Regions from separate parts of the Homo sapiens genome. Here regions 1 and 3 are each linked to region 2. A link is a contact called in ENCODE Hi-C or POLR2A ChIA-PET data. All regions are on one chromosome and are shown on one strand. Each heading gives the region's core, a stretch centred on a gene start or an enhancer-like site at or near the end of the contact. The rest is flanking DNA. Distances are from core to core; before and after follow the strand shown.

Region 1 (2,700 bases), core at 62-2,561, 690 kb after region 2:
CCTAAATACATATGTTTACATGGACACAACACAATCATTTCAGGAAGCACCCAAGTTTCTGCCTCCCCCCCCTTTTTTCTGTTTTTCATCAAAAGGAAGAGTCAAAATATGCGTTCTTAGGGTTTGACTCAGGATCTTACACACTCCATTTAGACAATATTTCCTGCCAGCTAAATGCAGGAAATCTAATGATTTGCATAGAAAACGTATCTAAAGCACCAGCACACTTACCTTTCTTTTCTTAACTGAGCCAAAATCTAACAATTTCAGTTATCACACTCCCAGAAAAGAAAAACCTGAAATACTGAATTATTTTCTAGGTGGTCTGTACAGCCATCCTTTGATAATTCTATGAAAAGGCTAATTCCTCAACATCTGACTTTGCCTTTAAAAGGCTTCCTTCCACACGACGGGATTTCCCTAAGAAACATCCCAGCGGATGGTTTCCAGCAATAGTCTATATCAACTCAGCCTGCGCAGGCAAAGACTTGGCTTCTGCTCATTCCACCCCCGCCCCTCGAACACACACACCAGTTCACACAGAACCATCCCGGGCCGACTTGAAACGCTATTTTATGTGCATGTTTGCTCGTCGCTCCCCGAATGAATGCTTTTCCAACTGACCTTTCAACAGCTGCCGAGATGGCACGCTCTGCAGGGCGAGCGCTGGAAACTAGGAGATATGTTAGCATCCAAATCCCTGCAACCTTCTCAGCCCAAGTCCAGATTCTCTGAGCCCCAAGGCAGGAACCCTGAAGGGTCTGCAGAGCCGCTCTCCGAAGTGTCCTGCTCGCGACCCACTCGCCGGCAGCGGGCATCCTGCACGGGCGCAGCCCCAGCCCGCACGCCACCCGACACCCGCACCCTGGCCCGCGGCGGACGCGCCGGGCACGTACCGGCCCTGCCTCTTACCTTCCCTGGCTTTCAGCAAGACCGTGTTGGCCACGATGTTTTCCAGCTCCATTGACAGTCGGCGGTCAGCAACGGAGCCGGCCGGCGGGGCTGTCAGCGCCTGGGGTGCTGCCGCTGCTGCTGCCGCTGCTCGGGCTGCCGCCGCTGCTGCCGGAGCCGGGGGAGCCAGCAGCCCGCCTTGCCTACCGCATTATTCCTGCTCTCAGCCCAAGAGTTTCCCCCTCTGCAAAGAGGAGCCGCCGCCGCCGCCGCCGCCGCCGCCGCTTCTTCCTCCCTCTGTGTCCCCCCTCCCCCCTCCCTCAACACGCTCCCCCCCACCCCCCACCCTCCGCGTGTCTCTGTCACTCCATTCTCCTCCCCTCCGGCTCCCTCGGATGCTTTAATGCCTCGGATGCTTCTGCCTCCCCTCAGTCCCTCCCGGGGGTGTGGTACTAGCAGGCTCGGGCGGCCGCACTGCGCAAGCGCCGGCCCAGGCGCGCCTCCTGCCTCGGTGCTCGCGGCGCGGGGCCTGCTGGGAGCTGGAGTCCTCCCGGCCGCGCGGCGCCGGGGCTGAGCTGGGCTGGCGCGCGGCTGTCGGAGCGAGGACCCGCCCCGGGACGGCACCGAAAGCGAAGGCGGGCACCGCCCGGCCGACAGGCGACTCAAAGGCGGCCCAGCCAAGCCGAAGTCCCCAGCACCCCCCCGCAGGCTCCCGCTTGCCCCCTTCCCGCCCCGTCGCCAGCCCGGAAAGCGGAGTGCACGGGCCCCGGTGACGGCGCGTGAAGCGCCGCGGCCCGGCAGGAGCCAGTGCGGGTCCCGAGCCGTGCTCGGAGTGGGAGGGCTGCCAGCTCGGCCGCGCGCCACAGCCCGCTTCCTCCGGTCCGCGCCAGGCCCGCGAGGGTCTGAGTCCCGGGTCAGTGACGCGCGCCCAGGGTCCCCGCACGCGGCGGCGGCCGGCCCGGCCTGGCCCCTGCCCAGCGTCTCCCACGCGGCGCCTCGGGCCGCGGACAAAGATGCACTTTGTTTCCTCGGAGGGCGCGAAGGGCTCTGCGGGTCGGCTGCGACCCGGCGCTGGCTGCCCGCGCTGCTCTCGGTGCGACCCGAGCGCCCCCCGCCGGCCGCGGTGCGCGGCGCGGGGTCTACGCGGACGGCGCCTGGGGCTCAGGGTCCAGCGTGGGAAGCTGCTTATTCTGTGAATAAACTGCCTTCCAGCACACCCGGCCAGCAAATCCACGAGCCTCCCTGCAGCCAAACCCAGCCAGATTAAGTAATAAAAACGCAGACGGAGTCGCCGGAGTCTCCGCCGTGGGGAGCGTTAATGAGTAACAGCCAGGCCAGCGCCAAGCCGGCGTGGGATTAACGTTTTTAAATTCCGGTCTTATTTATTTTGGGGCTCTTAGCTCCTTCCAGTGTTATGCTCAGAACATCAGACTCCAGGTCTGTGCTCAGCCCCGTTTCCTTGCTCCCTCCGCTCCGAAGGCCCCACTCCTGGAAATGGGCTGTCTTCGGTCACCCGGGATCTGCCACGAGTGTCCTACAGCTGGGGGCGGGGCAGGCAGGCCCCAAAGAACAATGAGGCCTTTGCCTCCTCTGCATCCTGCGGGCCGGATATCCGTTCAGAAGCCGACTCTGGGCCTTCTCTGTCCAGAAGGAGGAAACCCTCTGTCCCCAGGGCTGCCAGGAAGTCGCAGGGAGGTGCCGAGAGAAACAGAGAACAGTTATTATGCATTGGAGAATATAAAGAAATCAATAAACCTTCCAGGCCTTGGAAACTGGTCTGGTCACTGATTGTAACAACCCAAGATTACC
Region 2 (2,700 bases), core at 200-2,699:
TATTTCACAAACATTAAATCACACTGTCTGGCACGCACTATACTTAGCGCTTTGCAAAAATTAAAGCATTTCTAATTACAATTCTGTGAGGCTACACATACATAGAAACTGAAGCACAGAGAGGTAAAGTAAAATGCCTACAGTCACACAGCAAGTTACTGGCAGGGCAAGGACTGGAATACAGACAGTCTGTGCTCTTAAACACTATGCTCTGGGCAATGCTACATAATCATCAAAAAGCAATCTCCCTGGACAATAATACAAATATGAAAAAAGAGCTAGGAGTGCACATAGGAGTGGGGGCCTAAGAGAACAAGAAACAGCTTCTTGGAAGAAGTGATGTATTGTCTTGAAAGATGAGGAATGGGTGGGGGGTTAAACCTGTAATCCCAGCACTTTGGGAGGCCAGGGCAGGCGGATCACTTGAGGTCAGGAGATTGAGACCATCCTGGCCAACATGGTGGAACCCTGTCTCTACTACAAATACAAAAATTAGCCAGGCATGGTGGCAGACGCCTGTAGTCCCAGCTACTCGGGAGGCTGAGGCAGGAGAATCACTTGAACCTGGAAGGTGGAGGCTGCAGTGAGCCGAGATCGCGCCACTGCATTCCAGCCTGGGCGACAGAGCAAGACTCCGTCTCAAAAAAAAAAAAAAAAAAAAAAAGATAAGGAATGCATTGTATATGTCTACTTCACAAATATTACAGGCTTCTAGAAGAGGGGCACAGTCCATCTTATAAGATATCTTACTGTAACCTAGAAGATATTGTACTGTATCACAACAATCTCCTAGTAGGAGACAGTGTACCGTATCCTAGGAGAGGGGCACAGTCCATCCTAGGAGGTATCTTACCGTATCCTAGGAGTCTCCTAGTGGGAGACAGACTACTGTACCCTAGGAGAGGGCCACTGTTTAATTTATTTGCATTTCCTGCCAGCACCTGGCGTACCAACAACGGGTATTCAGCAAAGATTTGCGGAATGCCAGGGTACGAATGAATGTCCAGCACTCTGGACAACTCGGAACAGGGGGTTTCCGTGAAGAGCAAGTCTCATCACCTGCCACCTCCAAGATCCCAAAGCCCCCGACCCACTCAAACCTGGCCAGTAATGATCCTGGCAAGCTATCCAGAGGGTAGCTCGAGGCAGAAGGAAAAACTCCCGTCTGACCTTTGTCATTGCACGTCCCCCGCCCGCCTCCCACCACACACGGGGCCGCCCTCCCCTTATTACCTCCCGGTAAGAGCAGGGAGGCCGGAGAAGCGGAGGCCTGGGTGACTGGGATGAAGGGCACATTGAAGCTGAACTCCGTGGCCGAGGAGGAGAAAAGTAAGTTAGTGCCCGATGAGGAAGTGGAGGCGCCGCCGCTGCCACCGTTAGGTTTTCTCTCGGCCATGGCTGCGGCCCACCGTCCGATACACGTCTCCGGGTACCCGGTACCACACCACTGACCGGAAACCGATCACGCTCCTGGCCAGCGCACTTCCGCACTTGCGCACAGGAGCCGAAATTACGGGTAGCTAGTCAGCCGCCCTCTCCCTTCCCCTACACGGCGACGCCAGATATCAACATGGCGACACTGTCTTCACGCCCGCGTCTAGCACGTGACACCCTCGGAGGCGGAGGCCGGGCGGGAGGATGGGGACGTGGTCCCCGCAGGTTCTGGATAGACGTGCGAATTGAGACGCAATTGACCCTGAAAGTCACAGGTTGTGGCGGGTATCTATGGGCTTCCTAAAGGTACCGTCAGGATGGCTCTCCTGACAAAGATTTTGGAGGAACAGCGGAATCCTGCTGGACGCTACCGGAAGGAGGAAGGGAGGAAGAGCGTTGTGCGGGAATGGGAATTCGCATGCTAGGCGGAACCAAACACCCTCTCCAAAACCCACTTGTCTTTCTGGATGGAACCGAACATTGTGGTTGACCCAGAAATAGAAGTGGTAAAACATTTTTTAAGTGTTTAATCCATAGGGAGAAAAAAATATTTCGTTTTATTTTTGTTGTTTTTTGTTTTGCATTTGTTTTTTGTTTTTTTGGTTGGTTTTGTTTTTTGTTTTGAGACAAGTCTGCTGTGTCGCCCAGGCTGGAGTGCAGCGGTGCAGTCTGGGCTCATTGCAATCTCCGCCTCCCGGGTTCAAGCGATTCTCCTGCCTCAGCCTCCGAGTAGCTGGGACTACAGGCGTCCGCCACCACGCCTGGCTAATTTTTTGTATTTTTAGTAAAGACGAGGTTTCACCGGGTTGGCCAGGATGGTCTCAATCTCCTGACCTCGTGATCTGCCCGCCTTGGCCTCCCAAACTGCTGGGATTATAGGCATGAACCACCACGCCTGGCCAAAAAAAATATTTAAAAGAGAAATCAAACCAGACGCCATGGCGCAGGCCTGCAATCCCAGCACTTTGTGAGGCAGAGCGGGAGGATAGCTTGAGCCCAGAAGGTTGAGACCAACCTGGCCAACATGGTGAAACCCCGTCTCTACTAAAAATACAAAAATTAGCCGGGCTTGGTGGCATAGCACCTATATTGCCAGCTACTCAGGAGGCTGAGGCGGGAATATTGCTTGAGGCCAAATTAACCCTGATCTTGCCACTCACTGTGCAGCGAGACCCTGTCTCCTTAAAAAAAAAAAAAAGAAAAAAAAAGAAACCAGGGCATTGAAATTAGAGATCTGACATTTTAGATAGCTTTCTATATCCACAG
Region 3 (2,700 bases), core at 100-2,599, 960 kb before region 2:
ATGAGAGCTTAGTGATACACAGTATTAAACTTTAGACTAGACAACATGTTAGCGTCAAAGTGGGATTTTACTTACCTTTACAACATCAGCTTTATGCTTTTCTAAAACTTGAAGAGTTTGGGCAGTAATGGAATCAATCACTACCACAAGTGAATGACATCCATAAGCAATTAAACCTTGCCAGCCCCTAGCAAAACAGTAATGTTAAAGTTTAAGTACAGAACAAAGCAGGACGACTTCTTTCTTGCCAAGCCTAAATAAATGATAAGTCTAATTCATATGTACCACCATTAATAAAATCATTTAAACCCAAAGGCCAGTATTTATCATTATCCCACTTAAATAAAAGATCTGGCTAAGCTTAAAATGCTTGTTGAAATTCACTTTTCATTCGGATAAAAAAAGTTCTAAAAGATATGAAAATAGAGACCCGAGGACATAAAAAGGAACTTGTGCCCTCTGACTGTTCTTGTAGGCATACGTCTTTCGCTTATCCGATTTCTAATCCTTAGTATCCACAATGTGCCTGGGGATACTGCGACTAATCCTAGTCCTTCCAACTAAATAAAACGACAAACACTGCACAAGACGTTTCAGTCCTCCTAACAACATCCCACAGCCACAGAATTTTGCTTTACATTTGTCTAATGAGTAGTTTTCAGAGCTGCAGTAGTAATTTATAGTGAAAGGAGAGAGTAATAAAGACGACCTGTTGAAGGCAGGAATGTTCTACACAGGAGGAGCCCGAAAAGAGGTGAAAAGGACAGGTGAAAGAACAGGCGCCTAGCACAGGGTCTGGCACATTGTTGAAAGACAACAGGAATACAAGACAACGAAAAAGAAAAGACAGGATGGGAAAGAGAAAGTGCACAGGGAATTAATGGTGGAGAGAGAGAAGCCTGGAAGCTGGAGGAGAGGAAAAGAGAGAGGAATGGAACGGCAAAAGGGCGAGGTGCAGAGAAAACAGCAGAGAAATACGCGAGAAAGAGGGGAAATGTATTTGCATGGGGGAATTTCCCACACGGGGCTATTATCACTTTTGTAACAACAAAAATCCACCAACTGAAAGCAAGCTCATTGCGTGAGGGCGGCTCCCTGCCTTAGCGAGGCCAAACTAACCAGGGGGTGAAACCTCTTGTCCTTCCCCCTTCCCCCTCACACATTCCTGGCCGATCCTGGCGACCTGGAAGCTCGGCGTCCTCACCAGTCCACCGCCGCCTTGTTGTGGGCGTTGAGGGCCCCCGTGAGGGTGCGCGCCGACACCTTGAAGTTCACTGTGTAGGGCAACATCCCGGCGGCCAGCCCAGGACCTGGGCGCTGACCCGCAACCAGGAAGCGGCGGACACTGTGCTTCCGTTCCAAACAGAGTCCGGGTGGCCCCCTCGGCGCCGCTGTCAGGTTCCTCTAGATTCAAGTTCTACAGGCTCCGGGTTCCACCGCTCCCGGATTCCATCGCCCCCAGGTTCCGTTGCCTTCAGTTTCCTAGGATCCTAGGTTCCGCACTCTCCAGAGTTCCGCCGCTTAGGCGGTTGTGCTAATCTGCGTCAGCTGGGGCTGTATTTGGAAGAAGAGGCGCTGCCTCCAGTCAAGTCTGTTTTTTTCAGGTGGGGACTGTAGGCCTTTGTGCCCTGCTGGAAATCGTGAAAAGCAAGAGAGAAGAGTCCCAGTTATTCTTGCTGCCTTTGATAAGTGAATTTAGGGCAACTACTAGTGCCAGTAGGCATGGGGGATCTACCGATGAAGAAGACACAAAGTCTCCGCTCTCGTGGAGTTTACAGAGAATAATGAATGAGATTAATTAAGAAATGAATGAGATTAATTGAATGAAATTGCCAGACTGAATGAAGTGAATGGCCTGAATATAAACAATTTCCAAATACAGATAACACTGCATATCTGGTGTTTGCAATACTCCCTTCGCACTTGAGGAAGAAGCACTATGTCTGGGGCCAAGTGTGACCCTTTGTCTGTTGCTGGGTACCTTTCATTTCGCACTTTCTCCTCTGCTGCTCTCCAGGTCAGACCCAGTCCTTCCCTCCTTTGTGTTCAGTGTTGGGTTTATACGCTTTAACTATAGCACTTAATGCAATGATTTCTTTTCAGCAATGATATTTGCAGATGTGTGTTTCTCTCCCCAATACATTGTTAGTTTCATGCGCGTCCGTGTGAAGAGACCACCAAACAGGCTTTATGTGAGCAATAAAGCTGTTTATTTCACATGGGTGCAGGTGGGCTAAGTCCGAAAAGAGTCAGCGAAGGGAGATAGGGGTGGGGCTGTTTTATAGGATTTGGGAAGGTAATGGAAAATTAGTCAAAGGGGGTTGTTCTCTGGTGGGCAGGGGTGGATCTCACAAAGTACATTCTCAAGGGTGGGGAGAATTACAAAGAACCTTCTTAAGGGTGGGGGAGATTACAAAGTACATTGATCAGTTAGGGTGGGGCAGGAACAAATCACAGTGGTTGAATGTCATCAGTTAAGGCTGTTTGTACTTCTTTTGTGGATCTTCAGTTACTTTAGGCCATCTGGATGTATACATGCAAGTCACGGGATGCGATGGCCTGGCCTGGGCTCAGAGGCGTGACATTCCTGCCTTCTTATATTAATAAGACAAAACAAAATAGTGTTGAAGTGTTGAGGCGGCGAAAATTTTTGGGGGGTGGTATGGAGAGAGAATGGGTGATGTTTCTCAGGGCTGCTTC

The links. Hi-C counts contacts between places; a loop is a spot of excess contacts on that map. ChIA-PET counts read pairs that join two places held with the same protein, here RNA polymerase II (POLR2A). Pooled maps may share reads with other maps.
Region 1: a loop to region 2 is called in a map of dorsolateral prefrontal cortex, with 13 times the contacts of the local background. The contact joins the promoter of GRK5 here to the promoter of SEC23IP in region 2. A Hi-C loop is called at or near these places in 2 of 168 maps with a recorded cell type or tissue (both dorsolateral prefrontal cortex), 1 of 37 single-sample maps with no recorded cell type and 11 of 50 pooled maps.
Region 3: a loop to region 2 is called in a map with no recorded cell type, with 9 times the contacts of the local background. The contact joins the promoter of WDR11 here to the promoter of SEC23IP in region 2. A Hi-C loop is called at or near these places in 3 of 37 single-sample maps with no recorded cell type and 11 of 50 pooled maps. POLR2A ChIA-PET finds 5 or more read pairs at or near these places in 2 of 52 experiments (GM12878 and activated T-cell).

The regions. Positions count from the first base shown.
Region 1 is chr10:119,206,182-119,208,881 of GRCh38, reverse strand. It overlaps GRK5 (G protein-coupled receptor kinase 5), which reads right to left and starts at 1,311. Exons shown (of 16, transcript NM_005308.3): 1 at 913-1,311. The coding sequence starts at 964. It overlaps GRK5-IT1 (GRK5 intronic transcript 1), which reads right to left and starts at 461. Exons shown (of 2, transcript NR_186528.1): 1 at 232-461. RefSeq lists silencers at 885-934, 985-1,054, 1,265-2,094 and enhancers at 2,435-2,544, 2,565-2,614.
Region 2 is chr10:119,891,479-119,894,178 of GRCh38, reverse strand. SEC23IP (SEC23 interacting protein) reads right to left here and starts at 1,449. Exons shown (of 19, transcript NM_007190.4): 1 at 1,234-1,449. The coding sequence starts at 1,396. RefSeq lists enhancers at 1,201-1,711, 1,712-2,222, 2,223-2,700.
Region 3 is chr10:120,850,011-120,852,710 of GRCh38, reverse strand. It overlaps WDR11 (WD repeat domain 11), which reads right to left and starts at 1,349. Exons shown (of 29, transcript NM_018117.12): 1 at 1,205-1,349; 2 at 76-187. The coding sequence starts at 1,290. WDR11-DT (WDR11 divergent transcript) reads left to right here and starts at 1,532. Exons shown (of 3, transcript NR_033850.1): 1 at 1,532-2,017. RefSeq lists enhancers at 865-924, 619-1,162, 935-1,404, 1,565-1,684, 1,163-1,707.